Linked DNA regions of Homo sapiens: regions 1, 3 and 4 are each linked to region 2. The links are chromatin contacts, found by Hi-C or POLR2A ChIA-PET in ENCODE. All regions are on one chromosome and are shown on one strand. The core of a region is the stretch at or near the end of the contact, and the rest is flanking DNA. Distances in the headings are between cores, read along the strand shown.

Evidence for each region. A loop is a pair of places that touch in the nucleus more often than their neighbours do. ChIA-PET counts read pairs that join two places held with the same protein, here RNA polymerase II (POLR2A). Pooled maps may share reads with other maps.
Region 1: a loop to region 2 is called in a map of dorsolateral prefrontal cortex, with 9 times the contacts of the local background. The contact joins the enhancer-like site here to the promoter of CECR2 in region 2. A Hi-C loop is called at or near these places in 12 of 168 maps with a recorded cell type or tissue (CD4-positive, alpha-beta T cell, GM23248, IMR-90 and 7 more), 2 of 37 single-sample maps with no recorded cell type and 9 of 50 pooled maps. POLR2A ChIA-PET finds 5 or more read pairs at or near these places in 7 of 52 experiments (H1, HEK293, HEK293T and 3 more).
Region 3: a loop to region 2 is called in a pooled map, with 2.8 times the contacts of the local background. The contact joins the enhancer-like site here to the promoter of CECR2 in region 2. A Hi-C loop is called at or near these places in 2 of 168 maps with a recorded cell type or tissue (CD4-positive, alpha-beta T cell and Right ventricle myocardium superior), 2 of 37 single-sample maps with no recorded cell type and 5 of 50 pooled maps. POLR2A ChIA-PET finds 5 or more read pairs at or near these places in 7 of 52 experiments (A673, H1, HEK293T and 2 more).
Region 4: a map of spleen shows a loop between it and region 2 (4-fold over the local background). The contact joins the enhancer-like site here to the promoter of CECR2 in region 2. A Hi-C loop is called at or near these places in 2 of 168 maps with a recorded cell type or tissue (kidney and spleen), 1 of 37 single-sample maps with no recorded cell type and 5 of 50 pooled maps. POLR2A ChIA-PET finds 5 or more read pairs at or near these places in 6 of 52 experiments (H1, HEK293, OCI-LY7 and 2 more).

The regions. Positions count from the first base shown.
Region 1 is chr22:17,435,496-17,438,195 of GRCh38, reverse strand. All of the region lies in intron 1 of CECR2 (CECR2 histone acetyl-lysine reader), which reads right to left. Among named protein-coding and RNA genes, the nearest start is that of CECR2, 67 kb to the right of the region's middle. RefSeq lists an enhancer at 2,070-2,630. Within about 2 kb of position 1,400, at least 5 of the 41 ENCODE cell types and tissues checked have a DNase peak (open chromatin) inside an H3K27ac peak, as active enhancers do; they include dorsolateral prefrontal cortex, where a contact is called at or near this core.
Region 2 is chr22:17,368,144-17,370,843 of GRCh38, reverse strand. CECR2 (CECR2 histone acetyl-lysine reader) reads right to left here and starts at 1,384. Exons shown (of 19, transcript NM_001290047.2): 1 at 935-1,384. The coding sequence starts at 1,060. RefSeq lists silencers at 947-1,046, 1,057-1,126.
Region 3 is chr22:17,242,226-17,244,925 of GRCh38, reverse strand. No RefSeq gene overlaps it. Among named protein-coding and RNA genes, the nearest start is that of CECR3, 23 kb to the left of the region's middle. RefSeq lists enhancers at 1,098-1,357, 1,378-1,437. Within about 2 kb of position 1,250, at least 6 of the 41 ENCODE cell types and tissues checked have a DNase peak (open chromatin) inside an H3K27ac peak, as active enhancers do.
Region 4 is chr22:17,302,849-17,305,548 of GRCh38, reverse strand. No RefSeq gene overlaps it. Among named protein-coding and RNA genes, the nearest start is that of CECR3, 37 kb to the right of the region's middle. RefSeq lists enhancers at 1,324-1,593, 1,664-1,783. Within about 2 kb of position 1,253, at least 3 of the 41 ENCODE cell types and tissues checked have a DNase peak (open chromatin) inside an H3K27ac peak, as active enhancers do; they include spleen, where a contact is called at or near this core.

The DNA of each region.
Region 1 (2,700 bases), core at 151-2,650, 67 kb before region 2:
CATCTGGGGCATTTTTGTTGTTACTTTGCTTCCAAGCATAACTTTACAATGCATTATGATACTACTGCATGTAATATTCAGCTTGCTAAAGAAATGCATTTTTAAAACCCCAAATATAATGTACAATTCTTTCAACTTTTCTGTTCATTTGGAAGTTTTCATAATAAAATACTGGGAGGAAATATTCCTAGATCACAGAAAAAAATTTTCATTAACATTAAAGTCTCATTTCTATTACTCCACAAAAGAAACTTTGTCCTTTTAAACTATTAAGTTACAGTGAGTAACATCCATCTTTCAAATTCATGGTCAACATTGGTTAACATTCACACTATACATCCTTGAAGTCGAAGGAAATTTTTCCTTTTATCTTTGTAGACACTATGGAAAACCTTCATCACTCCTGCTAAGAAGCAGTGATGCTCACCTTGCATTTTAAAGTCTGACAAACTTTAAAATTTTTTTTAATCCCTATACTATTTAGAAATTTCTATGGTCAACAGTGTGACACCTTGATAAGTCAAAGCATACATAAAAAGAAGTCATAAAAAAGCAGGAACTCCTACTTACAAAGTATGTCTACAGTAATATACTATGAAAAATCTATTTCAGGTCCTCAGTGATGGTATGGATGGGGAGGTACATAATGAAAAAGAAATATCATATGATCAAAAACATGTCGAGGAAGTGTACGTATGTGAGTTCCAATAAGCTGGAATTTAAATAGAAAGGTTGAAGTCACAGCAAGTAGATGAAAGGCGGCCCCTTTAACATTTGCTCCTGGAGTCCAGCAACTCTCAGCAGTTGGCTGGAGACTAAGCTGGCCGATCCTGTGGAGCTTCAACAAAGGGACGAAACAAACTGAGTCCCCAGGGCCCCCCTCCCGACAACGCGTGAAACAACTTGATAAATGATTGCTCTGTCAGGGGATGAGGAGATGGAGACGTCTGGGAGCAGAGGGGGAATGTATCTAATTTAGGAGGCCAAGGGGGAAGGGGAAGACATGGAAGGCAGAACCGCAGACAGGGGCAAGACCATCTAATGGCACTAACACTCGAGCAGAGAACTAGAAACAAACACCAGACAACCCAACAGCATCTCTGAGAGCTGCAGTCATCAGACTGCAGCAAGAGACTTGTCAGAGGCCAGTTCTCCCCAAGTCACTAGGATTTTAAAAGGAAAGTTTTCACCTTCCACAACCCATTCTCCAGCCTCAAGGCCAAGCTTCAGAAAGTGCTGCTCTCATATTACTTCATTCATTTGGGGATGACATGAAATACAAAATCCTTTTCCCCACCCCCAGTTCCTGCCTAAAGATTGCTGATTCAGGCCTGAAAGCCAGAGGCGCAAGAGCCCAAGGCTTAGCTCACTTAAGGAAACATTAATTACCCTGAAACAAAAATAGGAGTTCACATCTGGGGCTCAACACTTACCTTCTCCTCCGCCCCTTTTTCTAGAGTGTGAGCACCCGCTATTTATACAACCTCTTCCTGACTGAGGACTGATACTGGTCCCGCAGGACTTCCCTGTCTGGGGAGAACTTACTGGTGACAAACTCAGTCAGCATTGCACAGGCATTTCAGAAGTAGGAACAGAGGCAGCTCAACTTGAGAAAAAGGTTGTCAGAATTGGAAGTAGTACAAAAGCAGTTTCCCACAGAGTAGCTGGTTAATTCATAAGGGATACTCTGGCAGCTTAAGCATCTGATGAAAGACCATTAAGGAAGTTTACAAGTCAAAGGTGGGAACAAGCAACCCAAGTCTTTCTTCCGTCACTCCAGTTTCTTATTTTAGGAACTAGAGACAGCTAATGTTGTTGCTATAATAGAAGTGCTGTGTTGTATTATTGTGCATAGAACTTTATTTAAATGTTGAATTAAGCTTGGGCTGTAGTTGGCATAATTTAAGCTAACAGCAAATGGTACATCAAGAAACTAAAGGCCGGGTGCAGTGGCTCACACCTGCAATCCCAGCACTTTGGGAAGCCGAGGCGGGCAGATCACGAGATCAGGAGATCAAGACCATCCTGGCTAACACCGTGAAACCCCGTCTCTACTAAAAATATAAAAAATTAACTGAGCGTGGTGACACGCACCTGTAGTCCCAGCCACCCAGGAGGCTGAGGCAGGAGAATCTCTTGAACTCAGGAGGCGGAGGTTGCAGTGAGCTGAGATGGTGCCACTGCACTCCAGCCTGGGTGACAGAGCGAGACAGACAGAGGGAGGGAGGGAGGAAGGGAAAGAAAGAAGGTAAAGAAAAGAAAAGAAAGAAACTAAAGTTTCAAAAAATTTACCTTTGCTTTGCCCAGCACCCTTGGAGGATGACTGATAATTCATAGCTATGACCCCAAATCTAATTTAGTACAGTGTGTTTCAGAACATCTGATGTATTAATTAATTTGGCCAGAGAGACACTGTATAAGGGATGGGATGACTATGAGAAAAAATCACCGTTTCACTGGATTAAGTTGGATGGTCCTGCTCCTGTTTTTTTTTTTTTTTTTTTTTTTTTTAAGAATTAAAAGAGCTCAAGGGAGTCTATTCTAGACTCCCTAGAATGTGTTTGTGGCCTGTCCAGAATTTTCACTGGACCAAACAAAAATAGAACTTGCTAATTCCCCAGACATCTTTCTTGTCAGGTTACACAGTTCAAAAGGTGCTGAGGGCTTCCTAAACTTAGAGATGAGAGAAGAGGCACTGCA
Region 2 (2,700 bases), core at 135-2,634:
ATTCTCAGCTCCTTCCAAAAATAAAAATAAAAATAGGAGAAAGGGGGCTGCCGCTGGGCTGGCCGATGCCTGGCCGCCGAGTGCGCCGCGCTCCGCAAGCTCCCGCCACCCGCCGCGCTCCAGGACCCTCGGGTTTCGGCCCAGTTATCACAAAGCCCCGGGCTGGAAAACACCTCCGGCCTGGCCAGAATGGCCAGCCCGTCCTCCGCGCTCGCCCGGGGGGATAATGGTGGCGAGATCAACTCCAAGGGCTCCCGAGCCCCGCGATAAAGAGGCTGGATATTACGGGAGGAAGGACGCTGTGGAAGAATAACGGAGTCCCAAACTTTCCTTCCACACCTCCAGAGCCCCGCGCCCAGGCCCGGTCCCCACCGGCCCGAAGTTGGCCGGAGCGCCTCCCGGGAGCTTGGGGCCTCCGGGAGCCCCTGCCACGCGCCCGCCCGCCAGAGCGGGGCTAGCCCTCCCCGCCGGCCGCGGCCGACTCCCGCCCCGGTCCGAGTTAATCCCGCGCGGGCCCCCCCCCCGCGCCCGGCCCCGCCGGAGCAGCTGGCTCGCGCCTCAATGGCACCGGGCGGCGAGCGCGCGCAGCCCTCGCGCCCACACCCAGCCCCAGCCCACCGGAGAAGTCCCGGGAGGGTCGCCGGGTCCCGCTCCCGCTCCCTCTCCCACAAAAGCACGGGCCCGCCCCGCCCTCGCGGTGCCTGCTCCTCCACCCCAGGATCCGGCGTCCCCGGCCCGACGCCCCTCGGCACCCGGGCACAGCCCGGCGGCCCCCGCCCGCCCTCCTGCCCTTTTGCGCCCTCCTCCTGGCCCCCGACTCCCGGCCGAAGTCCCTCGGGCCCCGGCCCCTCTGCGCGACGGCCCGGGACACCCCGCGCGGGGCAGGGGGAGCAGGGGGCGCAGCGCGCCGCCTCCCGCCCGCGCGGCCACTCACCTCGATCTCGAAGTCGGGCAGGCGGAACGCGGTGCGAAAGAGCGAGCAGAAGTGCGCGATGGCCGGGACCTCCCACCAGGAGCGGAGCTCGCCCAGCCCGGCCGCGCCGCCCTCCTCTGGGCACATCTCCCCGCTGCGGCACAGGCGGCGGCCCCTCGCTGCCCGCGCTCTGCCCGCCGACCTGGGACTCCCGCCGCGGCAGCGCCGCAGCCTCCGCGCGGTCCTCGGCGGGGGCGGCGGGGCGCTCCTCCCGCTGCTGCCGCCGCTCGGCGAGTGCAGGAGCCGAGGGCGGGCGCCGGGCGGGGGGCGGCGGCGCGGGGGCCCGAACTACTGAGGCGGCTGCGGCTGCGGCTGCCCGCGGGGTCCGCGCGCTCGCCCCATCCCGCGGCTGCGGCGGCGGCCGCCCCCAGTCCCCTACAATATAATCGAGTCCCCGCCGGAGAAACAGATGGGGCTAGGGGCGGAGGGGCCGGACGCGGGGCCTGGGGGAGGGGCCGCCCACGAGGAGGGGGCGGGGCTGCCCGCGCCACAACAACAACCCCCGCCCCCGCCCCACCCCCGCCCGGACAGCTGCACCGCCAGGGAGGGGGAGGGGCGGGGCGCGCGCCCCCGGGCCCAGATCCGCAGGACCCAGGGGGCGCGGGCCGCACCCCCGAGAACTCTCACGAGGCGCCCTCCGCCCTCCAGGACTTTGGGACTGGGGAGTTGAAGCACTTTCCCAAGGGAGGACGGCCAGGAGCTCTCCCACCCCCACTTGGCCTGAGTGGTCGCGTCCTTTTAAAGGGCCCGCGGGGTGGTCCTTTCGGTCGGGCTAGAGACAGAAACGTGCACGTGTGGGAGTTCAGTTATTATTGATGCCGAGGGCAGAGCCGGAGCAGGAGCGGGCTGTCCACCCTAGAAATATGAAGCCTAGAGAAGTGAAGTGCTTTCCACCTGTTTCTTAACGCTTTTATTCCAGCCGAGAACGGCGCCCAAGGAGCTCTGAAGTGGCTTTTTTCTCCGAGGGAAGAAGGCGGTGGGGCTGATTGAGCTGGAACGAAGTAGGATGGAGGCTGGAGAGCGGCGGGAAGGGTGGGGTAGGGGGAGGCACCAATCAGCAGCCAAGCGGGAAGAGCGATCCCCAACCCCAGGGAATGGACACGTGTGACCGCCCCGGAGAAGACGGGCTCGGAACCCTGCTACTGCCCGGCCGCTGAAAGAGCTGCCTGGAAGAGTGAGCACAATGTGCTTGGAAGGCGGGGGGATGGGGCAGAGGAGATCGGGAAGCCGGGGACTGTGCTCGGAGGGGAGGAGACCCCCACGCCCCGGCGGAGGGATTGAATGTGCTACGGCCGAAGGGTGTTGGAGTGTGTGCTTTAGAAATGCTAACTGCTGTAGCGCGGTGGAGTACTGCTAAATCCTAAGAAAAAAAATCACCCCAGAAACAGGCTAGAAGTTTGGAAAAACTCCATTGAATGCTCAGATATTTGTATTGGTCGTCGCACTTGCATCCTGCTGGTCTCAGAGGGCCGCCTCTGAGTTCGGTGGTCCACCTTTCAGATAGGAAACACTGCTCCTGGTGCGTCCCCCAAATTAATCAACTATTTATTGAGTGACAGGCACAATCACAAAGTGTACAAGGGTTAAACTCAAAGATCCTCTTCTACCTTTAAGTAGTGTACAATCTGGAGATAATTTATATGATAGATTTTGGAATGGGCTGTCTGGATAATTACCCCTCCACTCTCCCTCACTTTATTATGATAATAACTTGTTGTATTTTTTAA
Region 3 (2,700 bases), core at 1-2,500, 130 kb after region 2:
ATGGAGAAACCCCGTCTCTACTAAAAGTACAAAATTAGCCCAGCATGGTGATGCATACCTATAATCCCAGCTAGTCAGGAGGCTGAGGCAGGAGAATCACTTGAACCTGGGTGTCAGAGGTTGTGTTGAGCTGAGATCGTGCCATTGCACTCCAGCCTGGGCAACAAGAGCGAAACTCCATCTCAAAAAAAAAAAAAAGAAGAAGAAGTGAATTCTCACGTACTTGTTTCAGACAGGTTTTTTTTTTTGTTGAGACGGAGTCTTGCTCTGTTGCCCAGGCTGGAGTGAAGTGGCGCGATCTCGGCTCACTGCAAGCTCCGCCTCCCGGGTTCACGCCATTCTCCTGCCTCAGCCTCCCAAGTAGCTGGGACTACAGGCGCCTGCCACCACGCCCAGCTAATTTTTTGCACTTTTAGTAGAGATGGGGTTTCACCGTGTTAGCCAGGATGGTCTCGATCTCCTGACCTCGTGATCCGCCCACCTCAGCCTCCCAAAGTGCTGGGATTACAGGTGTGAGCCACCGCGCCCGGCTCAGACAGGTTTTTAAGATACTGCTAATATAGCACTTGGAATGAAGGCACTCTGGCTGTCACTAGGGCGTGGTCAGTGCCCAGGGACTCCTGCCCATAGAGGAATGAAGCCCTACCCAGAGGCACCCTCTGCACGCCTGTGAAACCCCAGCAGGGGCTGCCACATTCCCTGGGTTATGGGTGCGGCAATGTGAACCGGGAATAAAACCTGGGGCCTTTCAGAGTGGCAGAGGAGGCTGAAAAGAGGTGGAGAGAGCCCAGCTGCACTCACGGGCCAACACAGACCCCTGGTCTAAAAGGAGTCCCCCAGAACGGGTCAGGCCAGAAATCCGTTCTAGTCCTCAGTTCCCCATGTTCTCTGTCCTCTGTGTCTCTCGCCAATTGCATAGGCTCCTCTTGTCTTTCTCTCCTTCCCTCCCCTGCCTGCATCTTCTCAACAGATGCCCTGTGCCGTCAATAAGTAGCCACGGGCCCCCCAAGCAAACAGGGGCATTCTCACCAGTATCTGAGTGCTCCCAAAGGGCTGTGGGGTCCGATCAGGTGGGAATGGGGCACAGATGGGGCTCATTCGCCTGGCCTGTTGGTTGAACTTGCCCCCTGGGGTGTGGCCATAGAGTTGTGGTGGGGAACCCCTTTTTCATGTACCCTGAGTAGGGGAAGCTGTGTGGAGAAAGTGGGGGGTAGGACTCTGCTGAGCAGGGCGAGGCCCACGGTTGTCTCATGACATTAGAAACATGAAATGAAACTCAAGGTCCTGAGTCATCCCTGTGACTGAGGCTTTTGGACTGGCTTTTTTTTTTTTTTTTTTTTGAGACGGAGTTTAGCTCTTGTTGACCATGCTAGAGTGCAATGGCGTGATCTCAGCTCATTGCAACCTCTGCCTCCTGGGTTCAAGAGATTTTCCTTCCTCAGCCTTCCTGAGTAGCTGGGATTACAGGCACGCGTCACCACGCCCGGCTAATTTTGTATTTTTAGTAGAGACAGGGTTTCTCCATGTTGGTCAGGCTGGTCTCGAACTCCCAACCTCATGTGATCCGCCCGCCTCGGCCTCCCAAAATGTTGGGATTACAGGCGTGAGCCACCGTGCCCAGCCTCGGACTGGCTTTTACCATTTTGAACAGAAAGTCTGCAGCGTGAACAATGGCTCAGGCTGATGAATGCCTCAGTCTAAGTGATTTAGCTGGTGCTGACCCGCTCCCTCATTGATCTTCCTCATTCCCAATTCCAGCAGCAATTGAAGTCTGCACCACACAATTTAGAACTCAGTTGTATATCACCTGCTGCTGTTCCTGTTGTTTCCTATGAGTTGGTCTTGCCTTTCCAGCAAGAATTACAAGCTCCTTCAGGACTGGGATCAAGTTTGTTTGATACTCCTTTAACCTCCAACGCCACTCAATAAATACCCCTTGATTAGATCAGATAATATCTGCATTGCAGTGAGCCAACTTGGCACAGAGAGGCACTCAATAAATGCTTGCATGAAGGAGTGATTTTTTCTGTTGACAAAGGACAAGACAGATCTTTCTGAAATTTTGCAGGAGGTACTTACATCTAAACTTGGTCTGCTGATTATGACAAATCTCAGCCCCCTCTTCTGAAATCACTTCCCTCAACTAGTGAAATAGGTTGGTATTAGTATTCCATACTTACAGTGTTGCTGGCTGAGTGGTGTCTCCCCCAAAATTCATGGGTTTGTTTTGTTTTGTTTTGTTTTGTTTTGAGACAGAGTCTTGCTCTGTTGCCCAGGCTGGAGTGCAGTGACACGATCATAGCTCACTGAGCCTCGACCTCCTGGGCTCAAGGGATCCTCCCATCTCAGCCTCCCAATGTGTTGGGGTTATAGTTGTGAGCCACCACTCCTGGCCCAAAACTCGTGTGTTGAAGCCTTAATGCTCAGTACCTCAAAAGGTGACTGTACTTGGAGATAGGACCTTTAAAGAGGTGATTAAATTAAAAGGAGGCCCTTAGGGTGGGCCTAATCTAATCTGACTGGCGTCCTTATAGGAACAGGAAATTCGGAGTGGGAAGAGACAGCAAGGGTCCTTGTTGGCACACTGAGGCCTCAGAAGAAACCAAGCTTGTCAACACTTTGATCTTGGACTTCCAGCCCAGGGAACTGTGAGGAAATAAGTTTCTGTTTTTTGAGTCACCAAGATTGTGATATTGTGTG
Region 4 (2,700 bases), core at 4-2,503, 65 kb after region 2:
TTGTTTCTCTTCCAGACATTTGGCCTTTGAAGATGATACCAGACTGTTATCTGAACAAGCAAAAAGCCCCAAAAACAATTAACGTGGTTCCAAGGGGATGATCAAATGCTAGGAGCAGGGAAGAGATCAACCTGACAGGGTAGAAGAAACTTAAGTCAGAGAAAAGGGGAGCCTCCCTGGCTGCCTCATTCTCCCTAGCTTCTCCTGTTCTCCGAAAGTAGCATGCCAGCTTGCCTTGGCAGGGTGGTGCTGGGAGGGCCTGAGAGCTGTGCACTTGAGCACTGGGCTCCGCAGTGGGGACTGGAGAGGCCTCCAGGGGACCATGATGCACTGTGCCTCTCAGGTAGTTCAGTAAGCATTTTCCTTAGAATTGAGCTCAACAATCTTAAAAAGTAATGCAATTATTATAAAAATATTAAGCTGTCAGGTGTGGTGGCTCACACCTGTAATCCCAGCACTTCGGGAGGCCGAGGCAGGTGGATCACTTGAGACCAGCCTGACTGACATGGTGAAACCTGTCTCTACTAAAAATACAAAAATTAGCCAGGCGTGGTGGTGCGTGCCTGTAATCCCAGCTTCCCAGGAGGCTGAGGCATGAGAATCGCTTGAACCCGGGAGGCAGAGGCTGCAGTGAGCCGAGATTGCAGCACTGCACTCCAGCCTGGGCGACAGAGCCAGACTCTGTTCACCCCACCTCAAAAAAAAAAAAAAAAAAGAAAGGCAAGGTATTTAGGTTCAAGATACTGTGACAGCTGCAGCTACTACCTACAACCGTGGTACATTCTACACTTGGGTCTTTCTGGCTTGGCACAAAGATTTGCGAAAATGACCCACTCTCTGAAAAATCATACAAAATGCCCCCAGTTTCGTTTTGATAGACTCGGGTTGTGTGCTAGTGCAGGGCACTCCTTGGCCTGGTGGAGGCTACTGGGATAAAGACAGGCACAGCCCTTGCCTCCAGGGCTTTCAGGTCAGTGGATTAAACAGCCTTGTCAGTGACGCAGTCCAATAGCAAGAGGATGAATGTCAGTCAGTGCCAAGCACAGGGTAAAACAGCACACCGAAGCAGCCTGGAGGAAGGAAGGGCCATGTCCACTACCAGGCTTGGAAGCATAAGTAGGATGTAGGCAGGCAGGAGTGGCTGGGGGATCCGCTGGGGAACAGCCACAAAGGCACAGAGTGCCAGAGAAGCCCGGGAGCCTCCAGGAGTCAGCAGCGGCCTGGGGACGAGAGGACGATTAGGACAGGTGACCATCACGGCCGTTCCTGGGTAACGAAGAACCCTCCTGTCCTGCTGGGACAAGGGGGGATGGGAGCTGGAAATGGCCACAGCCAGAGCAGCCAGGCTCTCCCATGATCATGAAGTCAGAGCCAAGCACACAGAGAGATCACAGTTTCTCCATGTCGAAGGGAAAGAGGCTGAAGAAGAAACCTCATCTACTCATGATGAAATACCCTTCACCCCTAACGTAGGCGTCAGCACTAGGAAAGTCCCTTACGCCGATGCTTCCTGTGGTTCCATTCTCACCACAATGTACCCACCTGCAGCCTGCGGGCCCACTTGTCCTCACTACCCCATGCTCTGCTCCAGCCTGTTTGGTCGGGAACCACATTTCCCCATCTCCCATGCTTTCTGGCTGTTGGGGGCACTGCAGAAGACTGGAGTGTGGGAGCCAGGAGGAAGGCAGGGTGTTCCTCCTCCTGCAAGGGCCCCATGTCGTGCAAAGGCAGTGTCTCCTGCACAGTTCCATCTCTAGTTGGACATCATCTCCCTTCCTGGTCCCAGCTTCCCTCATCACCTCCACCCACTAACACGGAACCCTGTCTTCAGGAGCCCGGCAACGTCATCTCCTACTGTGTCTTCCTAACCCTAGGAGTAGCAACGGCTTCCTGCGCTGTAAGTCCCTCAGCACCTGTGGAACCAGCTTGCTGCACTGGAGTGCCGATTTTCCTGGCTGAACACAAACTGATACGATGGAGAATACTGCTGCGGGAGGCGTGTCTTTGTCATATTATTCTTTGCTTAAAAAGTCAAGCGGGCCGCGTGTGGTGGCTCACGCCTCTAATCCCAGCACTTTGGGAGGCCAAGGCGGGTGGATCACCTGAGGCCGGGAGTTCAAGACCAGCCTGACCAACATGGAGAAACCCCATCTCTACTAAAAATACAAAATTAGCCGGGCGTTGTGGCGCATGCCTGTAATCACAGCTACTCAGGAGGCTGAGGCAGGAGAATCACTTGAACCTGGGAGGCAGAGGTTGTGGTGAGCCAAGATCATGCCATTGCACTCCAGCCTGGGCAATAAGAGGGAAATTCCATCTCAAAAAAAAAAAAAAGTCAAGTGAATTGTGCATTGTATCCCATAAATTATCTGTATTTGTCCCAACATGAAAACAATGTTCCCTGCAAATCTTGGCATGAATTTGAAGCTCTCTAAAGGTGCCCCCATGTGTTCTGTGGCACCATTGCCCACAGCTTAGTGTACTGACAGAATCGTCCCCTGTAGCCATTGACTATCGGTACTAATCAACTGGGGCTGCTATCATAAAATACCACAGACCTGGGGGCTTAAACAACAGAAATGTATTTGCTCAAAGTTCTGGAGGCTGGAAGTCCAAGATCAAGATGTTGGCAAGGTTGGTTTCTCCTGAGGCCTCTCTCCTTGGTGTGCAGAAGGCCGCCTCTGGCTGTGTCCTCACATG